Linked DNA regions of Mus musculus: region 1 is linked to region 2. Evidence: chromatin loops called from intact Hi-C (ENCODE). Cell type or tissue: left cerebral cortex. All regions are shown on one strand.

Region 1 (8,000 bases), 45 kb before region 2:
TTAGGCCACATTTTTTTTTTTAAGACCATGAATGAAGTTCATAGTTTTGTTCACAAAATTCCCAGAAAATTGCAGATTTCTGGCTTTGAAAGGTGTTAAGAGCATACTTCAAGGTCATGTGTGTGAAAGCCTTAAGCATGGTTCATTGCTACTTTGACATTCTTGTTTGAAAACATCTCTAGGTAAGACCAATATTGTCTCTTTGACAGCCACCTTCACAGCAAATGTTGTTAACTGTACTGAGTTATTGGCTCTCAGCTGGTGAGTTGCTGCAGCCCGATTCATCCCATGTCTCCTTGACTTCCACTGTTTTTCTATCCTCATTTATCATTTTCGTCTTTTAAATTTAATTTTTCAAATGTCCATGTTTGGTAACTGGCTTATAAAATTCCTCAGGATTTCAGAATCAGTTTGTGTGAGTCCCCTCAACTTGACTCTATCCATTGTCAGATAGAATATGGCAGAGGTTGGTGTTACAGTTTCATAACTTAGAATTGAATAGCAAACATTGGAAGGTTATTATATTTGTGAAGAAAGAACTTTCCAAAGACAAGTCTGGCCTTTGTCCTTGGCCCCTGGGGAGGATCTAGAACATTCTGTCTGACAGGAATCTCTGCTGGTAGTTCAATGCTTGATCCAGAAGAAACCACGAGGCTCTGCCAGGAAAAGTTCTTTGGCCAGTTACCCACTACAAAGTCATGGCAAGCAACTGATACAAGGTGAACCAATGCAATAGCTACATCCACTGTCTGTGGGTTATATTTATATTCTTTCTAATCATCACGTGTACTTTTACATGTCTGCTTCAGCAAAACATCCTCTCACCTATCTGCTTCAGCAAAACATCACATGACATAACTGAGTCTCCAAAGAAACCAGAAATTTCCACTTCACACAGCCATCTGTAATTTCAGTTCCAGAGGATCAAACACCCTCTTCTGGGCTCCATAGGCATCTGGCACACATATGTTGTACAGATATGCATGCAGGCAAAACACCTATACATAAAATAAAATAAAATAAAATAATAAGAATAACTTAAAAAAATAAAGTTGCATATAAGCTCTAAGGTTAACTGCCTTCTTGTATTATGGTCCTTTGGGAGTTGCCATGACAATAAGTGTAATAAATCTGCAATTTCTCTTACTGTCTTTCTGTCATTTAATTTGCAGAGTGCTCAGACAATGAATCCAGGAGGGCAGAAGAAGAAACTCTTCCATACGGGTGTTAGCGCCAGTCTGGGATGCTAAAGCCTGAAGGTCAGCCACACACAGGGCATGTGACACCAAAGCCTATAGTGAGCTTCCTAGCTGGGAAGGATCCATGCACATTGTCACAGGGGAGTGGTAGATACCCAAAGAGCAGCAAGTTCTGGCTCTGTGGAAGAGCACAGGAAGCATGGCCATCTCTTCCTGATGTCACCTAGCGTGCTTCCTCTGCTGGCTGACCTTCATCTGTGACTTTTCCTGTAGTAATTAATCCATGGATGAGAGTATGGGGCTTTCAGTGGATTCTGTGAGAAGTTCTAGCAAATGGCCAAATGGAGTATGATTTTAGAAACTCTCCGAACTGGCCTTTATTTTTGGGAGGAGGATTATGTTCAAAGTTCTCCTTATCTTGTTTCCTACTTCTAATGTTTTTCTATACTACAAAGGTGTGTGTGTACATGAACACACACATGCACATGCTCATGTACATATGTGGGAGGGACAATATGTGTGCATTTGCATGTGATGGTCACAGGAGGACTTTAGCAGTCATTCCTCAGGTGTCATATAAAAACTGCAACAGATACCCACAAACCTCTTTTTTTGCTCCCCACTGAGAGTCTCTAGGAAGAGTTTCAAAACTAAACAAAGCTAGAAAATTAAGTAAGCACTCCCTGCAATCTAGAGTGGCTATGTGTAGCTGCTGGGGTGAGCATCAAGAAGAAGTGTGACTGAGTTTGTAGGGGAAGCAGCTTAACTCTAAAGGCTATCAGGAAAGAGACAGAGAATGAGAGCCGAGAGTCTGGTCACTCTGCATAAAGTATTTATTGCACTCATCAATATTAAGTGTGTTATGTCCCGCTCTGTAAGTTGGGCTTTGTTTTAATGTATTAATTGAATGCTACTTCACTCTACATTTTATTAAATTACAAAGTGATCTAGTTAAGAAATGACCCTCCTCACACAGGGTCCCAGGGCCGGCTCTGCTTTAACAGTTCCCTCTAGCACCTTCAGCAACATCATTGGTGGAACCTGGTGTTAAATTAACATGAGGGAGCTCCTGTTGTTAAATTACTGAGTTTACTACTGTGACCATATAACTGTGCAAAAGACCACAGCCAAATATGCAAAGAGAGCAATAACACTATGGCGATGTGTTCTCTTCTTTTGAGACAAGATCATGTGAAACTAAGGCTGGCCCCAATGCCAGGATGTAGCTAGGGGTGGCCTTGAACAACTGATCCCCGTGACTCAACCTACCAAGTGCTGGGATCCCGTGTGTGCCACCACACCTGATTTTGCATCCTAGCTGAGCACTTTCCACACTAAGGGTCTCGCACATTTACATCACAGCTCACCAGTCAGAATGGCCTGAGCTATGAGCTCAAACCTCCCTCCAGTCTATTGACAGCAAAGGAGTTTGTAGGAAGAAAGGGGAGAGACAGTGATTACTGGGTGAAGGATAAGAGGGGGATTTTACAGTATGGTGTCATTGACCAAACAACCTGGCTTCTGTGAATTGTCTGTGAAGGGCCTGGAGGCTTCTCTGGATGGGACACCCAAGGAAGTAGGCGTTCAACTAGCAGTGGAAGGGTTCTGAGCACATTAAGCACTACATCCACGAGGCCAGAGCTGCCTCAGAGAGAACCCTATGCACAGAGTTTTCCAGCTTGACCCTGGCACAGCCAAAATTAATGGGCTTGGGGAACAAACGACCCAATAAGGTTCTCGCCATAAGTCAGTGTCTGGCTTTCTGTCCTGTTACTAAAGGAGACGGAGAGCCCATCACGGGAGTTTATCTCTGTTGAGAAATGAAGGTTATATCTGGAGATAGACGGCTCCCTTGGGAAATAACTGTTGGTCATTCTTCCCTGCTGTGTCGCTCATCTCATTTCTTGGACAATTTTCCCACATGTGAATGAATTAGAACAGATACTAGTGACCTTTCAGATCCACTGTGGCTTATGAGAAGTGAAAAATGTCTCTCAGATTCAATTTTTCACATGTTTGTACCCCCCTTACTTCTTTTACGGTAGTTTCAAATTATTTTAACCTTTACCCATTCCTGATGAAAGCAGAATATTGGGTTCTTTCTGAGTCCTGCCTCACAGTTAGTCTCACAGACTCTATTCTTTTCTTTCCTGTTTTTCTGTGATTTTTATTTCCTGGTTCTGTTGTTGAGGGATTTAGCCAACTGAAAAGCTTGTTTCAAAGAATGAGCATTGCACCTGCCTCTAAGAAGTTGCAAATAGAGCTGTTCACATACGGAAACACCTAGTTGGTATTTTCCCTGCTAATATTCCGCCCGAGATTCAGATAACAGCTACAAAATGGCTGCATCCGGAGTGGCAGTGATGCAAACCCAGGCCAGATACCTTTTGTTCTCTGTGCCCATAAAACAGCAGCTAGCTTCGGAGGTTTCATCTCAGCCCTGATCCACAGACCTTCCACAAACATAAACTAAAGGTAGCACTTTAGACAGGGCTCTTACATCCTCACTGTGTCTAGCTTTAGATGTGATCTGTGCCAGTGTAATAAAAGCATTTCTGATAAAATTTTAAACAGGACTAAGAAGATTCTAATTTGGTATTTTAAAGGCAATTTCTGTAATAAGTTTTAGTGTTCTGCAATTAAATTGCCATATTAGGATATTTCTGTGAACAATATACCTAGAAAGTGAGAAAACTCCATAAAAATACCATTAAGAACTATTTTTTGAAGATATTTCTGCACAGATAAATGCTCCTACAGCTGCTCTTCCGGTCTTCCCCACAATTAATTTTTTTTCCTTATGGATAAAGATGAATTCTATTTTGTCTCTGTTCCTTATTGTAGCAAAACTCCAAGTCTCACACCTGCATGGGAGCTAATTGCTCTCTTCTGCTTCCAATGGTTTCTGGGCAAGCTGTACAGAGAGCAGGGCCTCCTGGCCAGATCAATGCCAGACTGTGTTCCAGCACTTTGAGCTGTAAGAAAAGCTGGGAGGAGCTTTGAGGGCTACCTGGCATGCAGAGAGGTGCTCAGGGAGGGAAGCTTTGATGTAAGATTATGATCCTGTTGGCAGCACAGCTCTCCTCTTCTCACTGCCCCCCTTTTCCCTCCCCCATCTCCCCATTATTGTAAAACGGAGAACTTACTATCAAGCAGCCCTAAGGTGTCAGCTTCCCAATCCCAGACATTTTGAATGACGACATGGCTGCCCACCTACCTCAGCTCCCAGGGCCAGGGCATGTGTTCCTCACCCGTGAGTCACTTGGTTTCTCTGCTTTTGATGCCAGGATCAATGTATGATATTACCTCCTCCTCAAAGGGGTGGTGGTGGTGGTGGTGTTAATTTTCCTTTCTAACACATTAATTAGCCAAAATTTCAAATGTTTTCCTATCCCTTCAGCTATAAAAGCAGTGTATTTTATATCACACTAACAACATCCTTGGTCATTTTATCACTAATATTCGGTCCATTTTTTTTTAACCTGCCCAATTTTTAAAATTCTACAAAGGCTGAGTACACAGTAAAAATAAGCCAGCATAAAATAGGAGGGAATCACACATTAGCCAGTGACAGCATTTTCCTAGGAATTTTAAGAAAAACGTGGAGCTTAAAAAAAAAAACTTATTTATTTTTATTTTATGTGCGTTTACTTGTATGTATGTGAGCCAAATGCATGCAATGCCCATAGCGACCAGAAGAGGGCATCAGATCCTGAGATCTGGAATTAAGGATGTTTGTGAGCCATCTTATAGGTGCTGGGAACTGAACCTAGATCCTCCACAAAAACTGCTAGTACTTTTACCACTGAGCCATCGCTCCAGCCTGGAGCCTTTAATTTTTTTACTTTCCTTTGCAATTTCAATCTCACAGCTGGCTTTCCTCTGCCACATCTGCATTAACTCAAACATTGGAAGAAACAGCAGATGAAGGCTCTTTGTATCACTCCTTGAAGAAAATGAAATGCCCTGGGCAAAAACAAGCTCAAGAGAGGCTTGCAGTCTCATAGAAGATCTAGATAATTCAGGACAGCTCATCCTCTGAAGATAGAAAACCAGATTGAACAGCGACATGAAACTTGCCTTGTAATTCCAGGTTAACACTAGAGAAAGGCCAGGAGAGGGTGAGGCTCAAGCCCTGTGTCTGGGGTCTCTGTTGTACCCGGAATGAGTGGGAGACTGAGTACGGCCAGTCCAAGACGCTACTCCAAGGGAAGGCACTGGCCCTGGCAGTTTACCTTGTGCATTGTGGTGAGTTTAAACTATCTTTGGTTTACTGTAAATACTGTGTATAACGATCCCAGCTTTAGAAAGCTGCGTCAGATGCTGACCGGCCACGGTGCTTTGGGACTGTGATGATTCATGATGGGAATTGAGGAGAGAATGGGGAATCAGCTGGGGCTCCACTGTCCTCTCGGAGAACTGCTAATGGCCAGACAAAAGTCAAAATGGTTCTAAAGCCCCCATCACGAAACCTCAGCTGTCACATGACCTTTCAAGAAAACAGTTAAGAGAAATAACTAAATTCCTGGAATAGGGCGGTTTCCACTGTCCTGAGAATGATGCTCCCTCCTCTGAATCCTCTGGAAAAGGTAACCTGATGTTCAAATTCAGCCAGTTCTCTGTGATTCTGCCTCACCTCCCCATCATATGAGGAAAGAAGTCTCTTGAGGCCAGTCTGCTATTGTTGTTCTAATTCTGCAGAAAATAATCTCTCCTGCTCAGCCCGCGTTACGGACTGAAGTGGTTTCCACTCTAGAGTCACAAAATAAGTACCTTTTAATTTGTTACAATTTTTCTTTTGTTCTGACATCACTGACATCTGAGGAGAGAAAAATTATGAATTAATAGTTGGACTATACAGCTGAGTTTTATTTATGTTATACAGTGATGCCATCTTTTCTCAAATATACATTAAAAAAAAAAGAATGAGAGACAACTGAGCCAAAAGGTTAGTTAACACCAACAAACACACCATTTTTCTTGGTATTCCTTCTAGTAAAACAGTGAAGCCATTGTAAAGGTGAGATCTGTGTCTTTTTTTTTCTCAAATGACGAATGCAAGGGAGTAGTGAATTTGCTATGAATGAACTTGGTAGAACATGCTAAATACAAATCACATAAGACAATAAAAATGTTAACATTTAACCAAAGCAACTGATTTATAGTCAGACTGCTGGGTTTGCAGGTATGTTTCTGCTTTTATACTTCCTAGCTGTGGTAAACAATTTTCTATAAGCTTAAACCACCAGTATTATTTCCATATGCCCCACAGCTGAGCCAATTGTCTGCACACACTAGCAAGCCAGATAATTGTTAATTGACAGTATGAATTTCATGTTTGACTCTATTCACAAATGTACGGAAGGCAAGGTTTCTACAAGCTGTGTAACATCTCCTGGGGGCCAGGAGGGGAAAGTCACCATTTTATCCTATTAATATATATATGTATTACACTTCTCTTCAAAGCTTAAAAAAGTAGGAAGTATTACATTTATAGAACCCTCTAGATTTTTGAGTGAAAGTGGAAAAAAAAAAGCCAATATACCCAAGATGTATGCCACAAAAATCTCCAGGTAAATCCAACACTGAGGACTCATGGTATGGACTCAACACTGTCCAATTAGGAAAGAATTTAGTCTTAGTTCTTAAGCTGGCTTTTACAAGTTCCCAGCTGGAATCAACTCTATCTCAAGGATTACAAAAGGATGTTCACTTTGGACAGTACTTGACGGAAGTATTTCAGTCCATTCAACATTCTGTCTCGAAGTGCACACCAACAGCCACCAGCTCCTTACAACCCTTGATAACTCCAACTATCTGGAAGATAGAGATGAAGCTAATTAACATCTGGCACTGATTTCAGACTTGCTTTCCTACCTGGATGGACTTGGAAAGTGTGTTGTTGTTGTAGTTGATTAACCTATTCTAATCTCCCCAACGGCTACAGTGGTGCAAGTTCCTCGTTATCCACCCAATGCTCTGGATTCATAAATCAAAGACAGACAGACACACACACACACACACACACACACACACACACACACACAAAACCTTAAATTTAATATGCCTTAATCAGCTCAATGGCTGGACCACTCTCAAACTTCCACGTTGCTAATGCCTCTCCTCCGATGCTCCTGAGTTATTACTTACTAAAATCTGTATTCCATCTCTGCTACCCCAGACCCAGTGGGTGTGGAGGGGCTGGGGCCACTCTTTGTCGGCTCTTACATGATTGGTATGCCTCTCTTCCTGGAGCTCTGAAGCCTGGATCTTATTCCCCTTTCGGCTGGTATTCTGCTTCTTCTCTCAGTCCTAAAGTCTGTCTACTTGCTCAGCCACTGGCCACCAGCAACTTTATTTATCAATCAGAACCTAGTGGGTGCAGGGACCCTTAGTGTCTGACATGCAGGATTCTCATGCAATTTTGGGAACCCAATTAACATAATACAAGCGTTAAATCAAATCCACAACAGTGTGTCTTCTGAAGAAAGCACTGATTTGAGAATGAACTCGGGCAGTTCTGCAAGGTGAAAATGAAAGTTTACTTTTTAACCAAAATTACATATAAATAGAAGCCATGTACAATGCTTTCTAGCACAGAATGACGTAGGCTCAGCACTTCTTCTAGTCTGACAACTAGATTATAGTTACACTATATCACTGGCGAGCCAAAGTGTTCTTTAACAAACCCCTTTGGTTGGAGTAGACAGCCTTTTGACATTGCAACATGACCCTGCCATCTATGAAGGTATCATCAGTATCCTGGGATGTATGCAGCCTGTAGGCCATAGGATAGACACA
Region 2 (8,000 bases):
GTGTTGCGCGAATGCATTGATTTCCAGCTTTCTTTGATTCTGTGACCTCTTTGATAGTACTATATTCATTCAGAGTAATGTGAGTCTGGCTCCTGATTCTGTAGTGACTCACATTTGGCTGAAAATAAACCATTTTCATTTATTGTTTTTCTTTTCTTTATTTACTGGGTCTGTGCATTGTGTGCACTCGTACCGCAGCACATCTGTGAAGGTCAGCTTGTGGGAGTCAGTTCTCTCTCTCTGTGGGTTCTGGAGATGGATAAGATTGTTAGGTTTGACAGTGAGAGCCTTTACTTGCTGAGCCACCTGAGCCTTCAAAATGAACTATTTTATTATTTCCTTTAAAACAGAGTCATTATTTTATATCAATACATGAACAGAATAAAGTTCAGTGAGATCAGAGGCTAAAGTCAACTAAAAGTTAAGCAAGCCTCGAGTTCCTGGGGCTGCTGAGTACTAGCAACCAGACTAAGAGTTATTGCTATATCCATGCAAAACTAGCCCAGAAATAAAGAACATCCTAGGCTAGTGTCAATAAAATACAGAAACAAGTCTCAAAAAGGACAAGTTCATCCACAGGACACTAACCTTTAAATCTACCAAGGCAAATTCAACATAATTAAAAAAAAAAAAAAAAGACCTAAATTCAAATAGTCCTTCCCAAAGTACTTAACATACAGGATAAAAGATGCTTAAAAGGGTTAGAAACACAAGAAGTGATAAATATGTCCTATAAGCCAATAAAAAAAATCTGTTAATGCTATCAACACCAATAGATCCCCAAACAACATAGATTATAGGGTTGGAGAGAAAAAATTTGCAAAAATGGCTATAAATACCATCAAATATTTTCTACGGAGAAAGTGCTTTCATGAGAACTTGGGTTCTGTAATCCTAGGACTGGAACACAGAGACAGGTGGGTCTCTGTAGCTCACTGGCCAGCCAGTCCAAGGGATTCAGTGGGAAACCCTGTCTCAAAAACCAAGATAGAGAGCTATCGAGAAAGATATGTGATATAAATATCTGACCTCCACACACATGTGCACACACATGTGCACACACATGTGCACATGCATGCATGTGTGTGTGTTCATGTGTGCATGTTCATGTGTGCGTGTGCACACACACACATTTAAAGGAAGAAAGAGGAACTCTGGAACTCATTTATAAGGAAAGTCTTTCAGATATGAAAATGAACTGAAGTCCTTTTCATCCATCTCCTGGAAATCTGAGGCTGAAAATTTGTTCCCTTGTGAATAAATGGTGGACAGAAAAGTTTTAAAAGCCTCACTGATGGGTCACTACATGGGTGTTTGAATGGCAGAAACCCAGAACCGAAAAATCACTCCCGACTTGGAAAGGCTCTTAAACTCACACGAACCAAGGTTATCCCTGACTGGATGGAGGCAGGGAAAACACACACTGCTGAAAAGAGACACGGGCTGGTGTGAAAAACACCAGAATCTGTTTTCAACTCCGCTAGTGATACTGATTATAAGGACATGAGGAGTTCTCTGAGTCCCCCTAGTAAGAGAGGAGTTACACTATTACCAAGATACGGGTAGTCTTCTAATGTACAGCAAAGCATGTGCAAGTGCTTGCAGAATTAGGAGAGTGCTACTTAAGACATCATTTTCATTACCATTGTTAAAGATGATGGCTTATGTTATTAAGCTACTGGGGCATGATGCCTGCTTTCACACTCATCAGAGCTCTTGTGATAACAGGCATTTCGGGACTATTTATTCTACGTAAAGAGCAATTTTCCAAATGAGAGATTTTTTTCTTCTTTTCCCTCGTTGATGGCCATGCCACTTCCTCGGAGAAGGCTGTTACAACTGCACAGCTGATGGGAAAGGACCTAGAAATGAGAGCATCTTAGAGAGGATGGTCCTGAGAGCATCACCACATTCGGGACCAAAGTAAAATGCAGCAAAACATCAGAAAAACTGTCTCAGGCTTGGACCCAGGAATCTGTAGCCAAAGTGTTTGCCCGCTCATGGCTACATTTGCAAGTCTTATTTTCCAAGCTCCTGTTGACATTGTGAGTTACACACAGGGCTTCCCAATTACTGCCGTGCCTAGATTTAGATGTGCAAAGCTGAGACTCGAAAGAAGATTCTGAGCTTAGTGTAGTTGATTTTCCTCCCCCCCAGCAATGACCTAAAAGAGAGATTCTGCTCATAACTATCAAGTGCCATTATGCTATGGAAGAAATATGCTATCATTGAGAATTAGAATTTCAAATTACATATCTCAATTAGAGAAAATGCAGAGCGAAGATTAGCTTTTTTCTCAACAAGTTTCCCCAGGGGAAGTTGGAGGTTGGAAAGATAAAAGATAACATCAGTGTAAGCTGCATAGATTTGGGGGACCAGGGACAAACTGTATTATTGAGTTCAAGGACAGGAAAGAACACAGGCACATACATATGCACATGCACATACATACACACACAAAACAGAAATGGCAGGGCCAGTTATCTTCCCTGATCATAACTGGGCTTTTCCCCCAACACCCTGTGTAATTTTATAATCTGTACAGTTGTGGGAAGTTTGGAAAGATGATCATACATTTGTGAAAGAAAATTATGACAGAAAAATTAAGAGGAATACTGGGACTCAGTCTAAATCAGAGAGCAGAGAAATTAGTACTCTTCACATACTTAAGAGCTCTCATCCTAAGAACAGTATTTTGGGGTTTTCATGGGGGAAATCCTACTTAAATTTTTTAGGAAATGAAATTAGACTGAATTGGCACTAAGGAAGGGTGTAAATCTGACGAAGTCAGTAACAAACTTAATCAAGTGCATAATGTGTAACCCTCTGACTCCTCCACTCGGGTGCTTGCCTTCTCCGCAGGGAGACAGTGCCTTCTGGGAAAGAACAGAGAAACATGCCTGACTTGGGGAAGGTGTGATGTCTGTCTGTCTTTGAAGGATGCATGAGCCAGGGCAAAGCATTTCCTTCCGAGATAAATGCATGTAGGCCTGGGATGACATGGCGCTCACAGGACTGCTGAAGAGAGCCAGACACCTGCACTGGGAAGCAGAGGCAGAATGATTATGAGTTCAAAACCAATGCTGATGATGTAGTGAGTTCAAGGCCGACTTGGACTACATGAGACTGTATCTAAAAATAATGAAAACAAAAGAGCAACTAAAAAATGACGTAAGATGCCTGCAATTTTGAAGCTCAGCTTACTCAGAACCCATTTTCGAGTCTTCTATGGCTCCAGTTAAAGAACGGGCTGGGGCAATGATTCAACTGAGTCTCAAATGTGGCAGGATCGGTTCCACGAGCACACACTTGTTGTAGCATCTCTGTGTTAGTTATTTGTCTTGTTCTGGCAAAATATGTAACAAGAAACAAAAAGGAGGAAGGGTTTATTTTGACTCACAGTTAAAAAGTCAGACGTCATGGCAGCAGGTGTGGGAGGCAGCGGTTACATTGTATCTGTAGCCAGGAAGCAGAGAGAGATTAATGCTGGTGCTCAGCTCACTTTCCTCCTCTCAGTGCCGAAACCCACCCAGTGATAGCACCACTCACAGATAAAGTGGGTCTTCTCACCTGTGTTACACAGTCTAGATAACCCTTCACAAGCTTCATGTCCTAGATCCTGTGGAGTTGTCAGTCAGTCTTAATGATCACTATTTACTTAATGGTTTGCTTTAGCTGAGGTCCTAAGATACTTGACTGACCAGAGTCTCCATTCCTGGTCTAGTTCTTGATTTCCTCACCACAGCAGCTGCCCCTTGTTAAAGCAAGAAAAGAAATCTCCCAGCAACAGTGATATGTCATTCATGTAGTCATGGACAAGGAAGCCCTTTGACTTTACCATGTTCTGTTGGCTAGAAACAAGTGACAGGCTTTGCGGGTGATAAAGAGCGGATCACATAATGTTGACCGTAAAAAGTGAGAAGAAAGAGTGTGAACAATCTTTGAATCTGTTTACAACTGTATAGAAGTATAAAGATTATCAGAAAAAAATTAGAGTACATACGATGACTTATTTAAGGCCTTAGGAGGGAATCCCAGTGTGTCTTGCTTTAAGCTGCTGGTAAACAGTACCAGCAGACTGTAAAGACCATTCTATCATGATGGGAAGTTGAAATTTATGTTCTGTAGAGAATTATATTTTACATAGTGAGATAACTCGACTTTTCATTTTGGATTAGTCGAGTATTTGGAGTAGTCTTGAGAAGATAAGACTAAAGACAAGGGGGAATTCGGGAGTGTTTGGGTGAGAGATGATGAGCAGGACCAAATGACGCAAGGGATGGGGTGGTAGACATGTTAAGAAATACTAGGCATATAGATGACAGAGTCAGGATTCACTTTATGGGCAACAGTGGGAATAGAGAGCAGTTGAAAACGAAGCCCCAGATGGAAACAGGCTGGTCTCGTGTTGTAGCTGCTCATGTTCCTCCTGCGAACTGTTCCCTCCCCAGTTCCAATCTATTTATCTTGCTTGTTTCTATTTCTAGGACATGTCAAATGATTTCCCTTCACAGCCTTTGTATTTGCTGGTCTCACTTCCCAGAATCCACCTCAAATCCCATATGTGGCTCTCTCCTAGCTCTCTTAGGTGTTGACATTCCCTGCACAGCATGCTGTAGCATGAGTCAGTAGTGGAAATTACTCTGATCGTTTATCACTGACTGATATGTTTGTTCTCTTTTTTTTTTCCTGCTAGTAAGGTAAATTCTTTGAATTCAGCTGTTGTTACCCTCTGGAAGTCCAGGGCAAGTTCAGTGATGTGTATAATATCTGCAAAGAACCTGGGCCATGAAGTGAGATGACAGAGTAGAAGAAAATGGAGCCAAAAAAATCCTGGGCCAAATTAGAGATCAAAGGGCCAGAGAAGTGGTGAGAGAGTTAAGGGTCCAGAGGAGTAACAGCTAGAGTGAGATTCAGATTTCAGGGAAGAGGACCTGGAGACTTAAAGCGGGCCTGTTGTGACCACGGGAATGGGGTAAAAGGGCAGGACCATAGAGTCAGAGTGACCCTGAGGCCAAGTGGCTCAGAACTTGGTGGGAAATAGATACACAGGCAGTGTTGGGGCCACAGGGAGTCTAAGCAGAGTGGCCAAGTCTCTGAAGGCTGGAAGGGAGGCAACTGAGCCCCGAGTGATAAGAGACAAAAACAAGCTGGCAAACAGCCTTTCTCATGTCTCTCACGGTGACAAAACCACCCAAGTGCTCCTGGCAGTGCTGCAGACTGCCCGCCATCCCTTTCCCCCAGTTTCCAGTAGAAAATTTAGAGGATGCACTTGCTCTAGTCATAAGGCTGTAAGTACTGAGCCCTGGGCTGAGATCAAACAACAATTTCATTTTTAATTCGTATGCAACTGTGAGCTAATCTTGATCTAGAACTCAGTCTTGACACTAAAAAGATGGTTCAGCAGCTAAGAGACTGCAGAGGATGAGAGTTCAGTTCCCAGAACCCACATGGGACAGCTCACAACCAACTGTAACTCTAGCTCAAGTGGATCTGATGCTCCTAGCACACAAGCATGCACACTCAAAAATGGATTAAATCTCAATGAAAACTAACGGGCAGCCACAACACTCTCTGGGCTTCCAAGCCCTAGATCCATTTCAGAAAATACAACAATAATAATAACAAACCCCACCAGAGATGGCTTTGAGAACAGCAAGGGTAATCTGCTTTATAGCTTGTCCATCCATTCATACATCCCCAAATATTTAACTAGCTTTGCCATTTTACATTCCATATATATTTTAATGTTCTTAATCTGTCTGTTAGGGCTTTGTTGAGAAGTGTTACTGTTCTTTAATTTATAAACAAGGATTTCACTATCTCCTATAGAGCTGGAGTTAAGTGACTCTTGCACAAATCCTATCTAAATACACTTGATTTGAATTTGTGTTGAATGGTAAGCCAGCCCCAGTACAGGTAAGCCAATAGCTTTGCCTACTTAGCACTTTCCTCTTTAATTCTAGAATGTTTCTAGCTGAGCACTAACCTACAAAGAGACTCAAAATTAATTTAAACTGGATAAAAGAAAATGATTGTTCAGCAGTTTCCAGTCCAAAAAAATTTACATTTATCCACCCATAAAATTGCAGAGGGACAGATGCCAAACTTATATCGATTTTTAATTCCATGCGCAGATGGAACGCAGATCCTCCAGCTTGAGTGGCAAGCACTATTACTCCTGAGCCACCTGGCTGGTCTGAGATAGTAGTGACAGGTGACTGGAAGTTTCTGCCCCAGAGATTATTCTCCTCCCTGAGGAGGGTGGAGAAATGGTGAAGGTGGTAACTGTTGGGGGCAGGGAGTGGGGGAGGCAGAGTCTGGGAGTGAGAGGAAGAAGAGATGCCTGGGAAGGCCAGGAGCTGAAGGAAACTGAGTGGCAGCCCCTGGGAGATTAGTCTCTAAGTTTCACCTTTCAAAAACTGAAACGAAGGTTTGCTTTCGTCTCCTATGTCCCATTTTGATTGTGACACTGTGATGGTTTGCTTATGCTCAGCCTACGGATTGGCACTATTAGACTATGTGGCCCTGTTAGTGTAGGTGTGGCCTTGTTGAAGTAGGTGTGTCACTGTGGGTGTGGGTTTTAAGACCCTCATCCTAGTTGCTTGGAAGTCAGTATTCTGCTACCAGCCTCCAGATGAAGATGTAGAATTCAGCCCCTCCTGAACCATGCCTGCCTGGATGTTCCCATGGTCCCTCCTTGATGACAACGGACTGAACCTCTGAACCTGTAAGCCAGCCCCAATTAAATGTTGTCCTTATGAGTTGTCTTGGTCATGGTGTCTGTTCACAGCAGTAAAACTGTAACTAAGACAGGCACCTCCCCAAATGCCCTGTGTGATTTATAACTATGGTGTAGCCATATACAGAGCAAACTGTTACAATCTTTCTGTAGTGCAGAAGATGAAAGCTGATGCCAGCATTGAAGATGCCTGTAGTGCAGTTAGGGGATGAGAAGGTAATGGTCTGCATAGTTGATAGTTACTGAACTGTTCACTCTATGAAATTGTTTGCATGGCTGGGGGTCAAGTGCAGGTCTACATCCACCTTTGGGAGGGAGAATGAAACACCACTCTGACACAGGGGTCTGAACTCTGATTCACAAGATGGTTTTGTGATATTCAAAGCCAGGGTGCTCCATTGTTTTAGCGACAGTCTGTGATCCAGAGCCTTGCTGGGTTACACAACTTTAAGGATGTGTTCTTGGTTATACTTCAGCACCTGACTAGACAGCAAACTTCTAAGAAGGCAGATGTCTCACAGGCTTGGAGTCACTCTTGGCTCCTGTACATTCTAGCTCCTCTACAAGCTGGGGCATCTGACTGAATCAGGACAACCCCACTCCCTATGGAGTTCTTCTGTGGGGCAGAGTCTGGTCAAAGTCCAGTGGAGAGTTTTGGTCTCCCTTGGTTTAGACTGAAGTATCTTAAGTGTGGCTGTCACCCCATCTAGGACCATACAGTTGAATTATACAGTTGACCATATAGTGGGGATTATGAAAATGTTGGCAAAAAAACTTTCTAAATTCACAATGACCAAAGTAAGACATGTAAAAATCCCATTGATGACTTACTTCACTTTTACCTTGATTCTGAACACAGGACATGAGAACATTGCACTATGCATGCCAACATGCCATGCAACACAGATCAATGCTTCCGGCAACAGCTTGGCTCATTTTATACAGCATGTTACAAAGAACAGAGGCTGTACTAGGCATACAAAGCCTTCTGCTCTTATAGAGACATAATGATTTAATCACAGAAAATAAAGTTCTAGTATTTTCTACCACTGTTCCTTGGTTTATAAGTATCAAACCAGTACATCTTTGGGTTGTACTGTGCTAGGCAAACCTGCATGCTCATTTCATTACAGTATGCAAATTTGCTTTCCTCTCTAATAAACTATAAAATTAATTACATATATACCAAAGAACTGTTTTTATAATAAATTCCTTTGTGATTTATTATCAGTAAATATTTAATTTGTATATCTAGTTT

What was found. Peaks named below come from ENCODE experiments on the same cell type or tissue, not always from the same donor. Only the 100,000 strongest peaks of a DNase experiment are listed, where the experiment ranks them.
Region 1: a loop joins it to region 2, with 2.1 times the contacts of the local background. A loop is called at or near these places in 2 of 42 quality-filtered maps.

Annotation. Positions count from the first base shown.
Region 1 is chr6:148,450,790-148,458,789 of GRCm38, forward strand. No RefSeq gene overlaps it. Among named protein-coding and RNA genes, the nearest start is that of Tmtc1, 10 kb to the left of the region's middle. In left cerebral cortex, a CTCF peak has its summit at 4,891 (motif pointing right); no DNase peak of the experiment used is centred here.
Region 2 is chr6:148,495,882-148,503,881 of GRCm38, forward strand. No RefSeq gene overlaps it. Among named protein-coding and RNA genes, the nearest start is that of Tmtc1, 56 kb to the left of the region's middle. In left cerebral cortex, no CTCF peak of the experiment used is centred here; a DNase peak (open chromatin) is centred at 4,520.